Linked DNA regions of Homo sapiens: regions 1 and 3 are each linked to region 2. Evidence: chromatin loops called from intact Hi-C (ENCODE). Cell type or tissue: mammary epithelial cell. All regions are shown on one strand.

The links. Hi-C counts contacts between places; a loop is a spot of excess contacts. Peaks named below come from ENCODE experiments on the same cell type or tissue, not always from the same donor. Only the 100,000 strongest peaks of a DNase experiment are listed, where the experiment ranks them.
Region 1: it touches region 2 in a loop (6-fold over the local background); 30 of 110 quality-filtered maps call a loop at or near these places.
Region 3: a loop joins it to region 2, with 4 times the contacts of the local background. A loop is called at or near these places in 12 of 110 quality-filtered maps.

Annotation. Positions count from the first base shown.
Region 1 is chr1:151,885,476-151,893,475 of GRCh38, forward strand. It overlaps THEM4 (thioesterase superfamily member 4), which reads right to left. Exons shown (of 6, transcript NM_053055.5): 3 at 3,739-3,898; 4 at 2,798-2,908. Among named protein-coding and RNA genes, the nearest start is that of THEM4, 20 kb to the right of the region's middle. In mammary epithelial cell, CTCF peaks have their summits at 3,685 (motif pointing right) and 3,886; DNase peaks (open chromatin) are centred at 196 and 1,776; H3K27ac peaks cover 3,133 bases.
Region 2 is chr1:151,998,720-152,006,719 of GRCh38, forward strand. No RefSeq gene overlaps it. Among named protein-coding and RNA genes, the nearest start is that of S100A10, 8.9 kb to the left of the region's middle. RefSeq lists a silencer at 254-548. In mammary epithelial cell, CTCF peaks have their summits at 3,189 (motif pointing left) and 5,532 (motif pointing left); DNase peaks (open chromatin) are centred at 102, 422, 2,972 and 4,442; H3K27ac peaks cover 3,890 bases.
Region 3 is chr1:151,590,581-151,598,580 of GRCh38, forward strand. No RefSeq gene overlaps it. Among named protein-coding and RNA genes, the nearest start is that of SNX27, 17 kb to the right of the region's middle. RefSeq lists enhancers at 3,682-4,182, 4,183-4,683 and a cis regulatory region at 5,662-6,412. In mammary epithelial cell, a CTCF peak has its summit at 3,749 (motif pointing right); DNase peaks (open chromatin) are centred at 3,761 and 6,181.

The DNA of each region.
Region 1 (8,000 bases), 110 kb before region 2:
TATCATCATATCTTAGATCCCTGAGGTCTAAATCTTATTTATTGTTTCTGTTGATAGTCACCCTTGGTAGTTTCTTTCCTTGTGTATTTGGTACAGGATCTACTTGTTTTGAAGGAGGAATGTCCTTTAGCATTTCTTGTTTGCCATGTTGCATGAAGAAATCGAATCAGGAGCTTCTCAACTCATGTGTCATGAATGGGTCATTGGCATGCTGAGATATTTACCCTTTCAGCTGGCTTGTCATCACTAGTTTGACCTGCTTTGTCTATTTATCTTAATGTGCTAGGCACAAGGAAATAAATCAAGTGGGATATTTGGATCAGAGGGCTGGAAATTATTTGAAATCATTAAGGAATAATCTTGCTTCTTAAAGGAAGTAAGGTAGATTAAGGCATCTGATGATTAATTGACACTGCAAATTATTTTCAATTAAAATATAATCCCAGGTTGTTACCTGTAGCATCTTGAAGGACTGTCAAGTAATCATATTAAATTTAATATTATTACTATTATTATGAACCTAAATAACTGTATACAAAAAAACAGAGAGTGATAAATATTAAATTCTAAACTACTTATAAAATCCAATACTTTATTCTGGTCTTTAGTCATCAACTAACAGAAGACAATGGAGGCTGTGTGTTGTAGTGAAGAGCATCAGATTTGGTGTCATAAGATGTGAGTTCTAATTCTGACTAAATTGCTCTCTATCCATATGACTTCAGGTAAAACTTCTTTTCAGTATGTTTTCCAATTGTGGGGAACAAATGAACAGCAATGCAACTGATTTTTGTGGATGGTTTATTGGGTGGGACAAACACTAAGCATAGAGTTTGGCAGGTTCTGTTTCCCATTTTGCATTTGAGTATGTGCTTAAGACACAAACACTTTTTGAGATAAACAGCAATCTAAATACTTTGTTTCAGCTTGTTTTCAAAGTAACCGTTTACATTTATTTTTTTAGGAACGATGTTATACTTCATTATTCAACTTTATTTGAACATGGAAAAATATTTTTAAAAACATGGGACATGGAAAAATATAAAAAATTTAATTTTTAATATATTCTTTAACATGTTAAGAAAACCCAGATTTCTAGAATCTAATTTATAGTTATAACTAATATGAAATATTGACCATCTGTAAATATGTCAACTTTCCCCAAATTAATCTCTAGAATCAATGTAATTGCTATTAAAATTGTTAAAAGGAGGTACAATGACAATCTGGGTTTAAAGGTTAAAAATCTAAGGCACAACTAGGAATAGAAAGAAACTCTCTCAACATAATAAAGGCTATTTATGAAAACCCTACAACTAACATCATGCTGAATGGTAAAAGACTAAAACCTTTTCATTTAAGATCAGAAACAAGACAAGGATGCCCACTTTTGCCACTTCTATTCTACATGGTACTAGAAGTCCTAGCCAGAGCAATTAGGCAAGAAAAAGAAATCAAAGGTATTCAAATTGGAAAGGAAGAAGTACAAAGATCTGTTTACAAATGACATGACTTTGTATATAGAAAATCCTAAAGATTCCACAAAAACCTGTTAGAATGAATAAACAAATTCAGCAAAGCTGCAAGATGTAAAATCAACACAGAAAAAGCAGTTGCATTTCTATACACAAACAATGACTAATCCAAAAAGGAAATTAAGAAAACAATTAAGGCCAGGTGCAGTGACTCACATCTGTAATCCCAGCACTTTGGCAGGCCAAGGCAGGCGGATCACTTGAGGCCAGGAGTTTGAGATCAGCCTGGCCAACAAAGTGAAACACTGTCTCTACTGAAAATACAAAAAATTAGCCAGCTGTGGTGGTGCATGCCTGTAATACCAGCTACTTGGCAGGCTGAGGCATGAGAATAGCTTGAACCTGGGAAGTGGATGTTGCAATGAGCTGAGATCATGCCACCACACTCCAGCCTGAGCAATAAAGTGAGACTTTGTCTCAAAATAATAATAATAATAATAAAAAAATTAAAAATAAAAAAATCAAAAAGAATAAAATACATAGGAATAAACTTAACCAAAGAGCAAAAGTCTTATACACTGAAAACTACAAAACATTGATGAAAAAAATTAAAGACACAAATAAATGGAAAGACATCTGTGCCTGTGGACTGAAAAGACTCGGTGTTTTGTGTGTGTGTGTGTGTTTTTGTTGTTGTTGTTTTTTTTACAGTTGGGGTCTTGTTGCCCACCCTGGAGTGCAGTGGCATGATCCTAGCTCACTGTAGCCTTGAACTCCTGGGCTCAAGCAATCCTCTCAAGAAGCTAGGACTACAGACGTGCACTGCTGGGCCCAGCTAAATTTTTAAAAAATTAATTTTGTTATGTAGTAGATGTTGGTGCTCCACCCAGAGCCCCTTGGATCCTTTCTTCACTTGTTTTGGTTATTTTCTCTAGAGTCTGCTTTGCTCAAACACAGAGACCCTTAGAAGTACTTGGAAATTTATGGTCCCTGGGATGGCCCTGATCCTATGACCAATACATGCGAGAGTATAAAGACTCTAGCTCCCTCATCTGAGATGGAGACAATTCTGAGGCATAAATTTCATTCTAGAGCTCTCTTGTATGATCTGGCTAAAGCTATGCTTTGCTGGACTTTTGAGAGTTCAGCCTTGGTTGACACTTCTTCATCTTCCCCGTCCTGCTTCTCCCACTCCCTTGCTAGTCTCCTCTGGGAGCACTTCCTTAATAATCACTTGAACACAAATTATGGTGTCAAGATCTGCAACTGGGAACCTGACTTAACAACACCTAAGGATAAATAGAGAATTACTGTGAATTTACCTTTTATAATTGATGTTGAGATTGGCAGTCATGACGATTCCCCCAGCCATCATTGCACACATACCAACAGTAGCATCAATCATGGTTGCAATGGCACCTCCATGAATGAATCTAGTTACAACAGGAGTGGAGGAGAAATGTTTTCAGAAGTTCTGAAGATAGAGAGCCTCTTGAAAGAGAAAAATTATCCAAGCATCTTCACACTATTTACTTATGAAAGGTCCACTTAGCCCATGTTCAGTGTACTGAATGCCAAATACTATCTATGTCCCCAACTTTGTTTTGTTCACAGCATAATAATATAGTCTTAAGTATTTGTAATAAAACCAGAACTTAATAGTAACCAGATCGCAAGCAAGCAAAAAGCTAAAATGTAATTTAGAAAATTTATATTATGTTTTTATTATTAGTCAAGTGTGGTGTCATGTGCCTGTAGTTCTGGCTACTCGGGAGACTGAGGTGAGAGGATTGCTTGAGCCCAGGAGTTCGAGGCTGCAGTGAGCTATGATTATGCCACTGCACTTCAGCCTGGGCAAAGGAGCAAGGCCTTGTCTCACAAAACAAAACAAACTATACATATTCATTGTTTAGAAATGTAGGTAATGCAAATATGAAAAAAAAGAAAAAAATTTAGGACCCATAATACTACCCACCTAGTCAGTGACAAGCCACTGTTAACACATTAATGATATGCTCTCAAATTATACTCTATTGCCCTATGCCCTATAATATTATAATGCTCATATATAAAAATATTTAATCAATATTAATAATATAGATAAGATGTCCTTTAATAATGTATTATAAACATCTTTCCATGTCAATAAATATACATCTATGTGACCATTTGAAAATCTTTATTGTAGTCCATGTACAGGACACATGGGGGCAGTGTAAGATAAAAATCTTTTAGATCCACACTTTCAGGCTATCATTCTTACCCAGGTGGTCCTTCCAGGTAAGGGCCTCCTTGAAATAAGCAAACCATCCTTTTCTCAATGTCATTGTAGAACATCACGTATTCAAAGCCCAGGCCATCATCAAAGCTTCTGGTGAAGAGCTGGGCCTGTGACATTTGTTCTTCTTTCATAAGCTTTGGGTCTATAGAAAATGAGGTGGATGGCAAATGAGAAACAAGGGTGAGAGAAATGCCATGGCAGAGCCAAGCACCTGTACCCTGCTAGAATCACATGTCAATAGATGATTGATTCAAATGTCCACAGGGTGCAAAATTGAAAGGAATGGGAGCGTCTCAATGAAACAGAAGATAGGATCTTTGCCCTTGTGGAATTAACAGTCCAACTGGGGACAGAGTAAACAGACATGAAATCAAAATGAAGTACCCACACATGGCAATCAGGAATATAGTATATAAACGCTAACAATATACTGAATAAAATGGTACGGTAAAGACGGAAATCCTTCTTGGAAGAACTGTGGTTTAAATGCAATTTACAGAAAATAAAAAATGTAACAGAAAGGAGGTTTCCCTGGCAGACATGAGTTGAGTCTGAATCAGCAACAGGGTCAGTTCAGCCCAACACTCAAGTGATTGTGACTCTAAGCCCCCAAAACTGGCAGTGAGAACCATTAGGGTTCATGAAATCAGATTGTGGGTTGTAACCAGGCTTCTTTTTTTTTTTTTTTTTTTTTGACAGAGTTTCACTCTTATTGCCCAGGCTGTAGTGCAATGGCGTGATCTCAGCTCACCGCAACCTCCGCCTCCCGGGTTCAAGCGATTCTCCTGCCTCAGCCTCCTGAGTAGCTGGGATTACAGGCGCCCACCACCACGCCTGACTAATTCTGTATTTTTAGTAGAGACGGGGTTTCTCCGTGTTGGTCAGGCTGGTCTTGAACTCCCGAACTCAGGGATCCGCCTGCCTTGGCCTCCCAAAGTGCTGGGATTATAGGCGTGAGCCACAGCGCCCGGCCATTAACCAGGCTTTAAAAAGAAACAGAACACTTAGTTAACAGAACCATATACTCTGGGTAAGTAATAGTGCACTTGTTTAGACACAGTTTTTTTTCACTTACACAATTGTGAGCAAGTTGGGGGAACTGGATTGAATCAAAATATAGGTCACTTCAAAATAAAGATTGAAAGCCATTGCTCTCAAGAAATAGTGCATTTATCCTTTTGTATCTATTTTAAAATTTAATCCCCCTACTCACCTTTCTTTCATAGCTCATCATGATTTGCCATATATAAAACTGTTTATTTCTATTGAATTTATATTTACAAACGTGGAAAAAGATACAGATGAGAAGATCCAGGAGAAGTGGGGAGAGGGACAGGAAGGATGCATTTGAATTAGGTCATGAGCATCTCAGGGCAGGCACCCTGTCTTTTAGACTTTGCATACCCAACAAATGGCACAGATGTGCACATACTATATACACTTAAGCAGTTGTTGAGTGAATTGATGGTTTAGAAGGACAGACAAGGAACCTTAAAATTGGGGATCAGTATTATGGTGCAGTGGAAAGAACCTTGGCCCGTGAGTTGGGAAAATTAAATTATTGGCCTACCTCTGGCCTAGAACTCACTCTTTTGCACTACACTTTATCCATACAATGAGGAGATAAAACAAAATGAGCTCTAAGATCTCTTCCAACTCTGACATTCCAGGACTTCAGGATAAGATAGGTGTTAAGTGCTTATAATTGTTTTACTTAGGAGTTTGAGATTTCTGGTCTAGATTGGCAAACCTTGAGCTTATTTCATAAAAATGAGAAAAATAAGGTCTGGGTTGAGTTAAAATGTAGGTCATTTCAAAATAAAGACCAAAAGCTACTACTCTCAAGAGGATGTGTTTGTCCTTTGTGATGGTGAAAGAAGTTTGTTGGAAATGCAGAATCTCAGGTTCTACTTCTGACCTTCTGAAGCAGAACTTGCATTTTAACAAGATTCCTAGGTGCTTCATATTCATTTTTAAGTCTGAAAGGCAAGAGTATTTTAAGAAATGGGATAGCACTGAAAATAGCATTGGAATAACATGATGAGATTTGCATTTTGAATCATTCTGACAGTTGAGTGGAAGAAGGGCTTTGAGGAGGATAAGAATGGAGACAGGAGATGAAACTACAAAAATCACAATCACCAAACTTATCTGCTAGATGGGGTGATTTTCTCTAGCAATGCTTAACTATGTGAAAGCCAGTTCAAAGTAAAGATGGCAGATGGTTGGATTCATCCAGGGCTGGGGTTTTCCTAGGTTAGGTGGGCTACAAAAGTTCAGATAGATGAGGGCTATTGGACCATGAGAAAGTAAAGGATTCAATGAACTCAGAAGGTCTTAATGAAATAACAATTGTTTCTGAGGGGCCTTTGAACAAGTAAGCTGCTGAAAGGAAAAATGCTGTCATCAGAAAACAGGATGTTTAAATGTATGCATTTGGAGGCTGTGTACTGTCTGAAGATAAGGCTCGAGATGTTCATGGCAGTGTGTGGCTGGGGCTGGGGGATAAGAAAAGTTCATAGGTGATGAGGAAGCACATAAACTGAGGAGCCACTGTGTAGATGCTCGAGTTGCTGAGGATGCTGAATGGAGTTGGGTAGATAGCGGACCAGCTGCTGAAATACTCAACACTGAGGGAGAGGTTGACAGATGACAGCAACAAGGAGGAGAAGAAGAGGAGGGTGACAAAGTTAGATGGTATAAACTCAAAGAAACAGAGGTTTTTTGTTTTTGTTTTTTTTTGAGACAGAATCTTGCTCTGTCACCCAGGCTTGTCTCAAACTCCTGGCCTCAAGTGATCTGCCACTTTGGCCTCCCAAAGTGTTGAGCCACTGTGCCCAGCCCAGAGGGCTTTTTAAGATGAGGGGAAGTAATGGTTTGAAAACAAGTGTGGGTAGCAAAGAGGATCTCAAACTCCTCTTGATTCTGAGAGGGTCAAATTTTAGTCAAGAGCGAATGAGGGTTGGATGAAGAAATGAGCAAAATGTAGGAATGGAACCCTGGAAAACATTGACATTTAAGGAGCAAGTAGAAGGAGGAGGGAAGATTGGTCTGAAAGGTTTATGAAAGCCAAAAGAAAATGTTTCAATGAGAATGAGACAGGGAGGTCTAGTACAGTAAGTGCTGAAGAATGCACACTGAATTTGGCACTTCCGTCACTAGTGGCTTCAATGAAGACATTTCAGTAGAGCTGTGAGGGTAGAAGCCAGATTGTGCTGGGATAAGGACAGTCAGTTGTGTGATGTGCTAACAGTTGGAAGAGAATAAGTAATACAAACTACACATTTTTCCTCTTCATTTATAAAACAGAATAATTCTTCCCTCGAGATATATCAGAGATTCTGCAAAGAAACTTAAGAACTCTATAATTTTTCTTGATTAGTTTTATTTTTGTTTTATTCATTCCTTCAGCAAATACTAAAGTATCTACCATGAGGAAACTGAGGCACAGAAAGGTAAAGTGCCTTGCTCAAAGTTGCACAGCTTTAAATTGTGGAACCAGAATTTGAACCCAGGCACTAAATTTCAACCATTTAATTAAGAAGTTGTCAACTTCTGGATGGTCTCTAAAGCTGAGAGACTGCATGAGATTACCAATGGAGTGTGGAGAAGAGAGGAGTACTAAGGACTGAGACTTGAGGGCACCCCAACATGAAGGGTTTGAGGATGGGGAAGAGCCAGCCCAAGAAACTGAAAAGGAGGCACCAGTGAAGTGGAGAATGTGGTGTCCTAGAAGTTATGTTCAAACAGAAAGGAGTCAACAGCTGTGCCAAAAGCTGAGAGGTTAGCGGACTCAGCAACATGAAGGTCACTGGTACCTTTGGCAAGAGCTGTTTTGAGGGAGTGGGTTCAAGATAGGCTGGGCACAGTGGCTCATGCCTGTAATCCCCGCACTTTGGGAGGCCAAGGTGGGGCAGATCACTTGAATTTAGGAGTTCGAGACCAGCCCGGCCAACATTGTGAAACCCTGTCTCTATTAAAAATATAAAAATAAGCTGGGTGTGGTGGCATGCACCTGTAATCCCAGCTACTTGAGAGGTTGAGGTGGGAGAATCACTTGAACCCGGGAGGAGGAGGTTGCAGTGAGCCGAGGTCACGCCACTGCATTCCAGCCTGAGTGACTCAGTGAGACTCATTCTCAAAACCAAAAACAAAAAAAACAAAAAAACAACAAAACAAAAAAACCCAAAACAAAAGAGAGAGAGAGAGAGAGACTGGGAAGAGAGAAATGCAGTTGTGGCATG
Region 2 (8,000 bases):
CTAAGGATGGAAGAGTCATAATTGGAAAGAGCCTGGGTACCTGAATCACTGTATGGAGGAAAATCACTTGCTGAGCAGGAACATCCTCATTGGACTAGCTATGTGGGTGAGAAAGAACCTTGGAATTTGAATGTTTATTTGCTACAGCATAACCTTAACAAAGTGCTGGTATTGAGTGCTAGTATTTTTGGCTGCACATTTGAAAGGATTAATTTGCATGTGTAGTAATTACACTATTATACTGATGACACCTCAGCATAGTGTCATTGTTTGAGCAGAACTACTTACTGCCCTGGTCACTCTTTTAGATACTTATGAAGCAAAGTTCACACAGGTCTTAGCAAATGCATAGTGTCATTGTTTCTTGATGTGTATCAAGCTGTGCCCTGTACCACATGGAAACCTGTGAAAACCCAGCTCAACATTCTGTCTGCCCAGACACCATGTCAACAGCATGAATCATAGTTGTATAAACTTTACCTACCAATTGCAATACCTTGGGAAGGAGTCTTAGCACTTCTTCCTGCCTCCTCAGTTGAGAATCACTGATTTACAGTGATCTGGTCAAGACTTTTTGCTGGCAATCCAAAAAGGAAGACAAACCAACCAACCCAGGTATGGCTGTATTAGTAGCCCCTAAATAGGGAAATCCTATAATTTGTTAAACATTTCCCATATTTTTTTGAACATTTCGGTTGTTTCTAATTTTTTACTGTCAAAGCTAACTATATATCAGAGACTACTTTTGAATAAATATATCTGCCCTCATGTTTGTTTCCTTATGATATGTTTCTATCAGGACCTATCTTTTTTCACTTATTTATGTGGATTTTAAGGGACAAGTAGGAATAAGCCCCATTGTGTGGGGGCAGACAGGAGGGAAAGGCATGTGCCTGATGGAGTTGTGAGGTACTATGTCTGTGCCAGGAACTACCTGCTGTTCTGCATGAGGAGAGTGCAGCGTCCTTTAGAGTCTTGGATGGGGATGAGTCTTGAGAGAAGGTGTCTTTCCTGGGGTGCCTGAGATATTCTGCTAAGGAGTTTCCTAAGGTAATAAGAGCCGCTAAAGAATGTGAAAAAGGGCATTATTAGCTGCATGGCTCTGGGCAATTCATTTCACCACTATGAACCTGGGTCTCCACCTATCTTCTGGGATGATGGAAAAGACTGAACCATCTAATGAACTTGAAGCCATCCAGCTCAGCAAGCAGCAGGTTCTGGAAGGCAGATCCCCACCTCCTCTGTGTGATCTCCCACTCTGTGGAGGGGCAGTTGTCAGGAAGCCAAACAGGGCTCTTCTGTCACCCAGGGTTTTTAGTGTGTGTGATTCGTGAATGCCTTTCAGCAGACTTCTGTCTAGGGTACTGGGAGGACTCCACCAAGGCTGTGCTTGCTGTGCTAACATATCTCTTGGAGCTGCAGAAGCTGAAGAAGTGTAGCTTTTTAAATTTGTTTTTAAAAATAGGATAGCTGTTAGATTGGGGTCGAAAACCACCTGTCTTCTCCTACAGGTGAGCTGCAAATTCTAACAATTATAATCTATCAAATATTTACTGTGTACCTACTAATTCCTGGCATGTTATGGGTCCTGGAGATATGTCAATGACTAAGACAAATTTCTGCACTCACAGGCCTTACATTATAGTGGGAAATGATGCAGGCAACCCCCAAAGTGGAGCTTAGCCCACTGGGTTCTTGGCTTTGCCTAGGAAATTCAAGGGCAAGCCAGAGGTAGAAGAAAACAGCTTTAGTGAAGAGGCAGTGTTATAGCTCCATGAGTACTCCTACAGAGCAGGGCTACCCAGTAGGCACAGAGCAGCAGCTCAGGGCAGTTTTGCAGTTGTATTTATATAACCCACTTTTAATTGCATGCAGATTAAGGGGTGGTTTAATGCAGAAATTTCTAGGGAAGGGGTAGTAGATTTTGGGTCATTGGGGCATTGCCATGGAAAGGGGTAGTAACTGCCCAGATATTGCCATGGCAATGGTAAATTGACATGGCACACTAATGGGCATGTCTGATTGAAAGCTGCTTTTGCCCAAGCCCTGTTTTAGCTAGTCCTCAATCTGATCTGGTGTCTGAGCTCCGCCTCTGGCATCAAGTCCCACCTCCTACCTCAGGAAGGCAAATAAAATAGAAATAGAGGGGAAAATGAAACTAATACAAAAATTTGGTAAGTTTATAATGAGTGCCATCATGGGAAATCAAGAGTCTGAGTGAGAGAATTGAAGGGACCCATTTTAGGTAGGAAATCAGGAAAGACTTCTCTGAGAAGGGGATACTTAAATCCAGCCTTAGAGGAGGAAGAGAAACTAGGATTGCAAATAAAGGAGGGGTGGGAGGAAGTGTCCTAAGGGGAGGAAAAAGCCCATGAAAAGGCCCAGAGATGAGGAGAAGCTGGGTCTGTTAGAGGAATTGAAAAACCACTAGTGTGTCTGAAGCAAGGCAAGTGTGACATGGGATGAGGCCGAGAGGGAGTACAGCTGAGCTACAGGGATCTGGTCAACCCTTTTTGTTGGTAATGGAAAAAATAAAACAATTATGTAATATAGTGGTTGTAAGTGCAGACTCTGGAGTTTCAGACAGGCTTGGGAGGAAATCACGTTTTCTCTGCCCCTCATTAGCTGTGTGATCTTGGACATGTCCTTTTCCAAGGAGAAGACAACTTACTCTTCACCTTCAGTGAAGTGATCAGGCAGAACGGAATGCTAGCTTGTCTGAATCCCAGTGTTTGGCACTCGGGGAGAACTCTGCAAGACATGACCTGCCTATCATGGACTGTGGTCTGCCAGACTGATAGGGTGCATTTCTCCTCTCTTCATTAAAACTTGAGAGCAAGTGGTGTTCCAGGCAAACATTTGGATGCTGTGTCAAAGGGAAACAGTTACTGAAGCCACAGATACTCTTTGTTCATTGATGATACTGGAATGTGGCTGGGGAGAGCTCAGACCCACAGAAATTGGACTCTGTGGGGCCCCAGTGACTCAAACCCCTTGTGAAATGCTGGCTGCTTGGTATGAACTGACGCCTCAACAATGTTAGCAGCAGCTAGCTCTGGGGTTTCTGGGCAGTCCTATTGGCTGAAAGCTGGGGAGGCTGCCATAAGGCTTTCTGGAAATATTTAAAATGGACAATTTACTGGGAAAGGGTGTGTTCTTGCTTTGTAGCTAATGCTGTGGGACCCTCTGGTGGCCACAGTGGGAATAGCTTGACAGTGGGGTTTACTTTCTCTTGAGTGGCCCAGGCAGGAAATCCTTGGCTGGAAACCAGAGGATTGAATATGGGGCTGGAAAGATTACCTAGTTGGCTTGAGATGGAGGCTGTGATTTAGGTTGACATCCTACCCCATTTTCTCTTGCTTTTGGCAGCATTTCTCTGGGCTTGAGCAGTGAGAAAAGTAATGCTCTGTGTACAAGACGCCAAAAAAAAATATATATATATATATATATATAGGTGAAAATAGGTTGTTAAGTTGAACTAGTGTCTGGTACCATATGGACCAAAACCTCAGTTTGAGCATAGGATTCCACCAGTTTTATTGGTTGACTTTTAAGTGAATTCATTCTAACAGCTTTGAGCACAGATATTCTGAAAGCTAAAGTGCTTAGCTGTTGGAGGATGTACTGGCTGGTAATTAGTGGGGCATCTGTGAGGTCTTGTATCATGTGACCAATGTATGGTCATATGACCAACATATGGCCATTTGATAGAAGAACACAAATGGGCTGGACACGGCTCATGCCTGTAATCTCAGCACTTTGGGAGGCCGAGGCAGGCAGATCACCTGAGGTCAGGAGTTCAAGACCAGCCTGACCAACATAGTGAAACCCTGTGTCTACTAAAAATACAAAATTAGCTTGGTGTGGTGGTGCATGCCTGTAATCCCAGTTACTTGAGAGGCTGAGGCAGGAGAATCACTTGAACCCAGGAGGCGGAGGTTGCAGTGAGCCGAGATCGCACCACTGCACTCCAGCCTGGAGACAGAGCGAGACTCTGCCAAAAACAAACAAACAAACAAACAAACAAAACAAAAAAACCCCCACAAACATACTCCAAGTCTTCTTGTTAAAAATTAACACAATAATTTTATATTCTATGAAGTTCTGTCTCATATGTTATCTTATTTGTTTCTTATGATCACTCCAAGAAATATTTTAGGTCGATTAGTGCTATGATTATAGTAATAATTATTGTGGTTTATGTATATTATCTGTAAATCTAACAAAAGCCCTGTAAAATAGATAGCCAGTCTGTTTTCAGATGTGGAAAGGAAGCTCAGAGAGGCTACATAACTTCCCTAAGGGCATTGATATAGTCCTATTGGAACCCAGATAAGCTTAGTCTCAAAGCCTCCCCTCTTGTCACCACCCGACTCTGCCTTACTCTTGGTAGAACCACAGCGATGACAGCTGCTTGGGAACATAACCACAATCTGGGCAGGAACATGAGAAGTGTTCACAACCAGCACTGAGGTGAGGTAGCATGTGTGGGCAGTGCTGCACGGGGGACTTCAGAACAGCAGGCTCCCTCTTGGCTGGACTCTTAAGAATAACTTCATGGGTGACATAGGATTTGAAGTGAGATTTGTAGGTTGGGTCAGATTTGATAGGCTTGATTGAGCATATGGGACAGGGGCTGAGAGAAGAGTAGTCCTGGGGGAGGAGTAACACGAGGGAAGATGCCAAGGGGAGTATGCACAGGACACACTGGAGGAACAGCAAGAGTGGCTAGAAAGAGGGATTGGGTGAGGGATGAGGGCTAGATTATTGATGCTTTTGAATTCCAGGCTAAAAAATTGACCACTCTGCAATGAAACCTAAGCTTTTTTTTTCTGGCTTCTGATTCTCTCTCAAAATTTACCAGTCTCTGGAGCCGCTTGTGTCTTTAAGCAGAGATCATCCTATAGCCCTCAGCTCTTCCCAGCCTCCTTCTCCTTTGATCACTGTGTTGGTAGACACAGTGAAATCATAGAGGGAGGGACCACGGCCAGCTGTGGAGGAGAGAGCAGCTGTGATGTGAGAATGGGGTGAAGCTGGGAGAAAATGAGGGCCAGGAGATGAGGGAGGCCCACCCTGGAATGATGGTGGCAAGGGTGGATGAGAAGGTACAGATTTGAGAGAAAGAACAGGAAGAATCTGCAGGCTACTGCTACTGAGCTCTTGGCCATAGGGAGAGGAAGGAGCAGAACTGCCAGAAGTTTTCAGACCTGGACACCTTGTGCTCTGGTGCCTGCCAAATGCAGGGAGGAGCACTGGTTTGGGAAGGAAGGTGCAGACTAAGCTGCTAAGCTGCTGGTGGGGTTTCTTAGGTGAAAACAACCTGCTTTGTGATTAGTCTTAAGTTGTTTGCCCCACCCCTGACGTGGTGACCTGCAAGGAAGGGTGTGTAGACACTGGTTCTCTCAGTTGTCGGTTCATAGATAACTCTTTCCTGGGCAACACTCTATGGCTCCCTGCACAGCTTACAGTCAGGCTGGAACTCTGGCAGGATGTCTGGCTCCAGCATAGTTTTCCCCAGCCAGGCTCAGCCATCTAGTGGTGAGGGCATTAGATTGGGAGTCTGTCATTTGGCTGTAGCTGCTGGGCTGGGTGCTGTGGGGAATGCACAGATGAAGGCGGCATGGTCCTTCCGTTTGAGGAATTCACACTCCAGGTGAGGAGACAAGTGGTGATGGAAGGCAGTGAAAGGAGGCCAGAAGGTAGACATACTGGCTGGGGACAGATTGTAGGACCAGACAGCCGCTAGGATTTGGCCAGATGTGATTTCCACCATGAAGCCTCCCCAACCTCACCTAGACTGGGGTTGGGTGTTGCTCCTTTAGCCTCTCGTGGCCCTTATCATAGAGTAGGGAAATTGCCTATCTGCTCATTTGTCTCCCTTGATGCTTGTTGGTTCATTGGGGAGAGATTTCTCTTGGTGTGTTGTGTGTTCTGAGCAGAGTATGCTCTCAGTGGATTTTGGCAGGAACCATAAATCAGTGATCAACACAGGATGATAAGAAGAGTGGTCCTGAGGCATCTGAGGAAGGGAAGAGTGCAATGATGGAAGTGTCCCTATAGCCCACATCAGCCTGAGCATGCTCAGTTTCTCTTTTTTGAAAAACATGACTTAAAATTTATCATCTATTCCAGCAAAGAAATGAGTTAAAATGTTTTAAAACACATTCAAACTTTTTAGCTTAATCTGTTCTTAAACCATAACAGTAAATACATTATCCGTGACTGTTGTGAAGGTCTATTCCTGATAGAAAAGCTTCCTGGTATGAGACACCTGTCCATCAACTTGACCCGACACATGATCATGCATATTTTTTCTTGTTACTATTTCATGGTGGCAGCTGTGGTGAAGTGGAAGGCAGATTAGACAATCGATTTGAGCTCTGGTTCTCTCATTCATTAGCTTTGTGACCTAAGGCAAGTCACTTAACCTCCCTGCACATATTTCTTCATATTCAAAATGAATATGAATATATATATATATATATATATATATAATAACGACTATTTGAGAAACCCATTATATTTTACAAATCCATTTTTTTGTATACAGATGTTCCGCAGCTTATGATGGGGTTATGTCCAGGTAAACTCATCATAAATTGAAAGTATTGTAAATTGAAAATTCAGCCCAGAGACTTTTTGGTAAAGAATCACCAATATTTAAAGTCTGAAACTTTGTGGTTGTGTATTGCTTTCGCAACATCAGAAAGTCAAAAAGTCTTTGTTAAGTTGAACCATTGTAGGTTAGGGATTGTCTGTATTTATTCAGGTACTTGCTGAGTGCCAACTCTATGCCTGGCACTACCTAAACACTGTGGATACAGAAATAAAGATACAGTCCCTGCCTTTGGAATCCCAGTCTAACAGGGCAGGAAGACAAATAAAGCAACACTTACTTCTTATTATCATGGCCGAGGTGACTCTGATTGTTGCTGGAGTGCAGAACAGAAAGCAGAGATATCTGGACCTTATGGGGTGTTAGGGAGGCTTCCTGGAGGAGGAGGTACTTAAAGATAATCTTGACAGATAAGTAAGAGCCAAAGAAAATCTTGACAGATAAGTAAGAGCCAGTCAAGGAAGGTGAGGAAAATGAAGTAAGGGAGAAGCCCCTGGAGAAATACAGATGATTTGGAGGTTTGTAGGTGCGTGGGGTGTGTGTTCGGAGGCTGCAGGAGATCAGGACATGGAAACCACAAAGGGCCAGATCACTAAGAGCCTCCGATGCTGAATAAAGACATTTGAGCCTTATTTTGAGTGAGGAGACATTGAAAGTTTAACACTTATATATTTATATTTCTGATTATAAAGTTACTGAGTATCCGCTGAGAGAAAAATGAAAAATACAGAAACATATAAAGAAAAAAGGGATATCCAGAGACAACCATTGTGCATATTTTGGTAAATACACTTGGTGATATATATATAGCACTATAGCTCCATAGCTATAGATATGGCCATATGTCTATATCACCAAATATCTATCTATCTGTATATAGATATAACTAGATATCCTGGCTACTTAAGGTGTAGTCTGAAGTGACATGGTTCACCTGCCAGTATAATGGTTTAAGAGACTGGCCACTTTTGAAAGCCCCTCATGTTTCTCATTCCGATATCTTCTAGGATTAAAAATTTATAGGCCACAATTGAATAATTCTTGGTTACCCAGGACCTTGTGGCGGATGCCTTCTTTCACTGAGCATTCATGGGGCGCCTATAAGGTGCCAGACCCTACTCTGTGATAGGGATCCCATTGTAAGCAAATCTCAGGTCACTGCCCCATGGAGCCCACCTCTGTAGGGATCGAAAGTGGGCAGAGATATAGGGGCACAGCCAGTTTGTGTCCTTCCCAGGTGCATGCCTACTGGGTCCTGGGGGACTGGAAGCAAGTGCAAGCAGTGAAATACTCTGAAGCAAGGCATTAGCTGGGCATGGTGGCACATGTCTGTGGTCCCAGCTCCTCGGGAGGCTGAGGTGGGAGGATCACCTGAGCTTGGGAA
Region 3 (8,000 bases), 410 kb before region 2:
TTAGAGACAGGGCTTCACCACGTTGGCCAGGCTGGTCTTGAACTCTTGACCTCAAGTGATTTGCCTGCCTCGGCCTCCCAAAGTGCTGGGATTACAGGGATGAGCCACCACACCCAGCCTGGACTCTAATCTTTAAAGTGAAAGGTCTCCATTAGAGGTTTTTGTTTGTTTTTGTTTAAACTAGTATGTAAGTTCTGTCAAGGCAGGGATTTTTCTTGCCTGTCTTGTTCAACACTGAATCCCTAGTATCTAGAAGAGTGGCCCCTGGCACATAGTAGATGCACAATAAATATTAGTTGAAGAGAAGTTGGAATGAATGAATCACTAGAGTGACATGATAAAATAAGAAGGCTAATCCCAAAGAGGCAAAGAGCATGGATTGAAAAGGTAAAGGCTGGCAGCAAGGAAACAAGTAATAGATGTTAGGGCACCTCCAGGCATGAAGCAATGAGGGGCTGAACTGCGATAATGGCCACTGGACTGGAAAGAAAGGGACTGGTGGTGTGAGAGTCACTGGGAAAGAACTGATAGGCCTTGGTGACTGACCAACTGGTGTAGGAGAAAAGGAGAGGAAATAATGAAAGATAACATCAAAGAAAGTTCCTCATTCTTCAAGACTTAACCTGTGTTCTCTTTCGTGAAGCCCTCCCAGAATTCTCAAGCCTGTGTTGTGTTCCCTTTCTGCTCAACACAGATCATCTGTATTACCCTGTTGTAGGATGTCATAATGTACTGTCTTCCATTATAATTCGGACTTTGCATGTGTTTGTTTCCCCAGAGAGACTGCAAGCTTTTAAAGGTCAGGGATATCTCTAATTCCACAGTGCCTAGCCCTAATAGTGCCACAAAGTAGATGGTTAATACGTGCTTACTGATTTAGAACAAGTTTATTCAATCAAGCCATCCTGGGCCGCGTCAGGATGGCTTTGAATGTGGCCCAATGCAAATTTGTAAACTTTCTTAAAACATTGAGATTCTTTTGCAGTTTTTTTTAAGCTCATTGTCTATTGTTAGTGTTAGTGTATTTTATGTGTAGTCCAAGATAATTCTTCTTCTTCCATTGTGGCCCAGGGAAGTCAAAAGATTGAACAGCCCTGATTTAGAAGAAACCTGTATTTTTTTCATCATAAAGAGGCATTTCTGTTTGTTTTTTTTTTTAAATTATTGTTTTCATTTTCTTTCTTAGTTGGCCCTAGGGAATGAGGAAGAGACAGATTCTGGGACCAATATCCTCCTTACGGGAGAGTCAAATGCCAGCTATTATCATTGCCATCAGCAATAAATAATCTTATTCATGCATTCATTCACTTGTTCTTGTATTCAGTCATTCAACAATAGGGGAATAGTGTAGCATAGAGTTTAAGGAGTTAGCATGGGCTTTGGATCTTGCTCATAATCTTAGATATGTTACTGGCCATACTAGTTTGGAAAAGTTATTTAAGCTCTCTAAGCCTTAATTTCCTAATCTATAAAACCAAAATAATAATGCCTATCTAATAAGAACATTTACCAAGTGCTTACATGCACTGTCATTTAATCCCCATTTTACAGATGAGGGATTGAGACATAGTAAGTCACTTGTCCAAGGATGCACAGGTAGAAAGTGTCAAACCAGTTCTAGGTCATAGGTGATTCGATTCCAGAGCACTTGTGCTTAGTGCCATGCCTGACAATCTCATGGGTGTGGCAGTGGCCAGCACAAAGCCATATGAGGGGATCCTATGTGGCACGTTTGGCATGTAGCACATGCTAAATATGTTAATAATTGTCAATAAGTATTTTTTGGCCCAGCACAGTGGCTCATGCCTATAATCCCAACATTTTGGGAGGCCGAGGCGGGCATTTTACCTGAGGTCAGGAGTTCAAGACCAGCCTGGCCAACATGGTGAAACCCCATCTCTTCCAAAAATACAAAAATTAGCTGGGTGTGGTGGCATGTGCCTGTAATCCCAGTTACTCAGGAGGCTAAGGCAGGAGAATTGCTTGAACCTGGGAGGCAGAGGTTGCAGTGAACTGAGATCACGCCATCGCACTCCAGCCTGGGCAACAAGAGTGAAACTCCATCTCAAAAACAAATAATAAATAAATAATAACTAAATAAATAATTTTTTTTAGCATTCAATGTCAGAGAAGATATAGGGCATGGCTTTGAGGATGTGAAGAGGAAAAGATACACAGACTCTGCTCTCAAGTTGCCACCAGTCTAGTAGTGCCACCAGACACTGGTGTAAACCAAAAATAAAAATCTAAGCCTCCCCAACTATCTGAATGGACCCGTCTTCTCAGCCAAGGGCATTCCAAAGTTAACCTGAAAAACTAGTTCAGGTCCTGATTAGAAGCAGGAGCTGGACATACCTCATCATAACCCTCATCCCTTTTGGAATTACTGATGGAACAGACTCTTTAAGTCTGATAAGAAACATTTACAATCTATTGTTTCTGAAGCCTGCTACCTGGAGGCTTCATCTGTATGATAGAAGGTTGGTCTCACAATCCCTTATCTTGACTCAGATATTCCTTTCTATTGATTCTAATTCTATTGATTCCTGACATAGCACTCAGGAGATCCTGAGAACATGTGCCCAAGGTGGTCAGGCCACAACTTGGTTTTACACATTTTAGGGAGACATAAGGCATCAATCAGTACATGTAAGGATGTACATCGGTTTAGTAAAGAAAGGTGGGACAACTGGAAGGGGGTTGGGGGAGCTTCCAGGTCATAGGTAGATTCAAAGCTTTTCTGACTGGCAATTGGTTGAAAGAGTTAAGTTACTGTCTAAAGACTTGGAATCAGCTGGGTGCTTACATGTACTGATTGATGCCTTATGTCTCCCTAAAATGTGTAAAACCAAGTTGTGGCCTGACCACTTTGGGCACATGTTCTCAGGATCTCCTGAGTGCTATGTCACAGGCCATTGGTCCCTCATATTTGACTCAGAATAAATCTCTTCAAATATTCTATAGTTTGTCTCTTTTCATTGACACTTGTATGCCAAGAGGCAGACAATCATAAACTACCACTGCTAAAAGAAACCTTAGAAAGCATCCGATCCAACTCCCTCATTTGACAGATGAGTAAACCGAGGCCCAATGGCGGGGGTGGGGGAGTGAATTACTTTAGGTTGAAATTTGGACAAAAATCTAGATCTACACTGGAGTGCAGTGTCCTTGACCTAAGGAAAGTTCAAAAAGCGGCAGAGAGATGGTCCCTATCCGAGGCCTGCGTGCACTTACAAAGTAGCTTCCTGGGGAAGCAGAAGCGGTTTGGGGAGGGGGCGGGCCAGGGGAGTGGCTGACGGGGAGAGCTCAGCCTTTAGCCAGACCCTCCGGGATCCCCTGGGATCACTTGGCTCACTCGAGTACACAACCCTTTTGCATCTTGTGTACTTCTAAATTTCAAATGGTGACTTCCTCTCCCTTCCCTGTCTTTTAATAAGGGTGTGGGGTAGCGGGGAGATTCTATTCCTGTCTACTTCTCTAACTGTTGCAGGTTCTTAGCTGAAGGACCCAATCTCTCTGATCCTCAGGCTCCTTCAAAACAAAACAAAACAAAACAAAACAAAACAAAACAAAACAAAACGAGAAACCAGAAAAGTAGGGGATGGACTAAGTTCCCTTTTAGCTCTAAAATTCCATGGGTCTTCGGAGGGGAAGACAATGCTTTCAGAGCACGTTTAGCCGGTGAACCTGAAAACGAGGATTTTTTTCATTTGCGAAGTGGAGGTACTCCTGCGCGCCCAGGATGCAGCCACTAGAGGGCAGCAAGTCTTCCAGCACCTGTGCAGGTGGCCGCCGCCGGGCCCCACAGGAAGACAAGCAAGTTGTCTCTTCAGACCTGCCTGGGTCTCTGTAGTTTTCATGTTGTAAATCCTAAACTCAGTTCTTTAGCAAAGAGCAGCCAGCCAAATTAGGATGAGATGAGGGAGCCATTTTGTAAATTAGGCCTAGCACCAGAAGGATAAAAAAAGAGGCCTAAAAAGATACTGGATTCTAGGAAAGCAAATATTTTATGAAAAATTGAAAATGTGTCCGTGTCCTAGTTTAGTCTGCCTTACAGCTCACATCATCAGAGGCAGAGTTTTGAGAAGAACTGGGAGCATTTTAGGCCGGCTGCAGTGGCTCACACCTGTAATCCCAGCACTTTGGGAGGCCGAGGTGGGCGGATCACTTGAGGTCAGGAGTTCAAGACCAGCTTGGGCAACATGGCAAAACCCTGTCTCTACTAAAAATACAAAAAAATTAGCCGGGCATGATGGTGCATGCCTGTAGTCCCAGCTACTTGGGGGGCTGAGGTGGGAGGATCGCTTGAGTCCAGGAGGTTGAGGCTGCAGTGGGCTGAGATCGTGCCACAGCACTCCAGCCTGAGTGACAAAGTTAAACCTTGTCTCAAAACAAACAAACAAACAGACAGACAAAAACAAAAAACAAAAAACAAAACCCAAAAAACAGAAAAGAACTGGGAGCATTTTAAGACTGGTAAAAATTTTGGTAGACTGAAAGGTGATTGAAAAAAAACTAATTTGTAAGGCTCATGTGTTAGACCAGCTTTTCCTAGAGTTCCTTGGGAAGTTTCAGTTCATTTTGCTCATGCTTGTTTGTTTGTTTGTTTGTTTATCTTTGAGACAGAATCTCACTGTGTTGCCCAGACTGGAGTGCAGTGGCGCGATCTTGGCTCACTGCAACCTCCGCCTCCTGGGTTTAAGTGATTCTCCTGCCTCAGCCTCCTGGGTAGCTGGGATTACAGGCACGTGCCACCATGCCTGGCTAATTTTTGTATTTTTAGTAGAGATGGGGTTTCACCACGTTGGTCAGGCTGGTCTCCAACTCCTGACCTCATGATCCACCCACCTCAGCCTCCCAAAGTGCTGAGATTACAGGCATGAGCCACCGCGCCCGGCCTGCTCATGTTTAATAAGCCCTTACTCAGGAAGAATTGGTTCTGGAAGTTTCCAGAAAGTCCACCAAACCATACACTTATTTTTTTTTTTTCTGGAGAGGATGAAATAACCAGAATTATTACATATCCACTGAATAAAAGAGCACCAACCTGGGCTCCTTAAGGGGATAAAAGGAAGGACAGGACAGGTACGGTGGCTCACACCTATAATCCCAGCACTTTCGGAGGCTGAGGCAGATCACTTGAGGTCAGGAGTTCGAGATCAGCCTGGCCAAAATGGCAAAACCTCATCTCTACTAAAAATACAAGAATTAGCCGGGCGTGGTGGTGCATGCCTGAATCCCAGCTACTTGGGAGGCTGAGGCAGGAGAATCGCTTGAACCTGGGAGACGGAGTTTGCAGTGAGCCGAGATGGCACCACTGCACTCCAGCCTGGATGACAGAGGGAGACTCTGTCTCAAAAAAAAAAAAAAAAGGTAGGACAGGAAGCTCAGTGAGGGTGGCAAGGAGGGCTGGGTGCTGGCCTGGCTCATCCTACCATGATGAGGTCAAGTGGCCCCTTCACCTCTCTGAGTCTCGGTTCCCTCCTCTGTCAAATGGCAGGTTCTTCAGAGCTCCAATCAGCAATAATGACATTTCAAATCAACGCAGCTTCCCAAAAGATTCCAGATGACCTGTCCAATGGCCTTTCCAAATGTAGAAGGCCTGGATCCCTTGAGAAGACAGTTCTCACTAGCAGATTATAATCTTGTAGAAGATCTAGAACACTCATGGAACAAAGAGTTAAGGATATCATCTTCATCTAGAAAAATAGTGTTGCTTACTCAGCAGCAATAGGACTAGAACTTCAATTTGTTTTTGCCTTCCTTCTCCCTGGGCCACGGAGGGGTCATGGTCGGGATTAAGCTGCCTGTGGCTTTACTCGTTCAGTCTCATTTCTGGACCTCTGCTACCTTGCCAGTTGTTTCTGAGACACACCATGTCCTTCTTCACCTCTCTGCCTTTCCATGTGTGCTTCCTTCGGCCTGAAATTCTTTTCCCTGCCTTATCCTTCTGAGAAGCTCCTAGTCATCCTTCAAAACCCCACTCAAATGACATCTGTTTGGTGAAGTCTTCTCTGACTCCCCAGAGAATCCCCAGACAGAGTTAATCATCCCTTATCAGGGCTCCCACAGCAGCTGGCACAAAACTTATCACAATGTACACTACTTGTTTGTTTTCATGTCTGCCTCTCCCCCAGGCCTGAGAATTCCTAAGGGAAGGGGTTGATTATTCATCTTCATGTCTGCAGCCCTGGCCCAGTGCCTGGCAGGTAGTAGGGACCCAGTCAGTGCTGGCAGAACTGAAGTAAGTTCTCCTTCCTGTAACCAGCAGAGTGTTTTTCCAGGTGGCTGACCAGGATCACTGAGCAAAAGACAATCACTCCATGAGGCAGCCCTGGGGCACTTGCCTGGCATCAGGAGCTCAACGCAGAGAACTGAATGCTAATGTTTAATGTTTGTGCACTGGAGGGCACACATCATTCAAAATTTGATGGAGGCTGTTTAGAATCTATTTTAATCCCAGAAGATGACATGTAAGGAGAAATTTTCTGATAGTGTGATTAAGCTCTGGGACATGAGTTAAAGGGGTGGTGGGTGTTGCAATGTTGAAGGTCTTTATAGTCTCTGATTTTTTCAGAAAAGACTGTGTGGAGTGAGTAGCTGAAATGTGAATAGATGACCTCTGATTTTAAGGTTATGTAATGGGATTGGATAGGTCTCTTGCTCGCTCTGGGCATTGGACATGGTGTGGGGCTTTGGTAGCTTCAGGTGGAATGACCTGGCCCTCCATGAATGAGTGTTGAGGTTGGACACACGGCTGCCACTTCTCTGTACTGCTCCCCACAGCTTAGCCTCATCTGCAAACTTCGGAGGGATCAGTCCATATGAGTACATATGTGTTGTCAGTAAATAGACTTTTCCAGAGCTGCCAGTATCAGCTGGTGCTCTGTGCTTGTGCTTCTCTTTGGCTCTCTCTGCCTCCTGGTCCCAAAGGCTCTTGGCGTGGATATGGGGATAGCCAGCTGTATTGAAAAAGGATGACTACACAACAAAAGAAGAAAGGTGAGGGTCACCTTCAAGGGGAAAGGTAAGTGGGTGTCATGGTTGATTCCATTCCGTGCTGGGGACTCCCTTGCAGGGCGTTCCTTGGGGGTGGAATTTTTTGACTTGTGCTTTAGTCAAAACAACCATGGGTCTGAGGAAAGAGGAGAGGATGGCACATGAGTAGGACAGAAGTGATCGCTAAGGCTGGGAAATGGCTGTCACTCACATATTAAAATAGCCCAAAAGCCCAACATTAGGGTTATTAGTGAAAATTTTTTCAAGTTTAGCACAATTTTTTTGCTCTATATCTTAAATAGCCTCACCATTGTATTAAACATTTTTTATCGTGGAAAAATATACATAACATAAAATTTACTATTTTAGCCTTTTTTTTTTCTGAGACGGAGTCTCGCTCTGTTGCCCAGGCTGGAGTGCAGTGGCGGGATCTCGGCTCACTGCAAGCTCCGCCTCCCAGGTTCATGCCATTCTCGTGCCTCAGCCTCCCGAGTAGCTGGGACTACAGGCGCCCGCCACCACGCCCGGCTAATTTTTTGTATTTTTAGTAGAGATGGGGTTTCACTGTGTTAGCCAGGATGGTCTCGATCTCCTGATCTCGTGATCTGCCTGCTTCGGCCTCCCAAAGTCCTGGGATTACAGGCGTGAGCCACTGTGCCCGGCCTATTTTAGCCATTTTTAAGCATACAGTTCTGTGGCATTAAGTACATTCACATTGTTGTGCAATCAACACCACCATCTATCTCCAGAACTTTTTCATCTCCCCAACTGAAACTCTGAACTCCTTAAATAACAACTCTCCATTGCCCACTCCTCCTTCCCTCTGGCAACAGCCATTCTACTTTCTGTCTGTATAAATCTGGCTACTCTATGAACCTTATATAAAAGGAGTTATACAATATTTGTCGTTTTGTGACTAGCTTTTTCATTTAGTATAATGTCTTCAAGGTTCATCCATGTTGTAGCATGTGTCTCACTGTTTTTGCTTTTGTTTTGTTTTT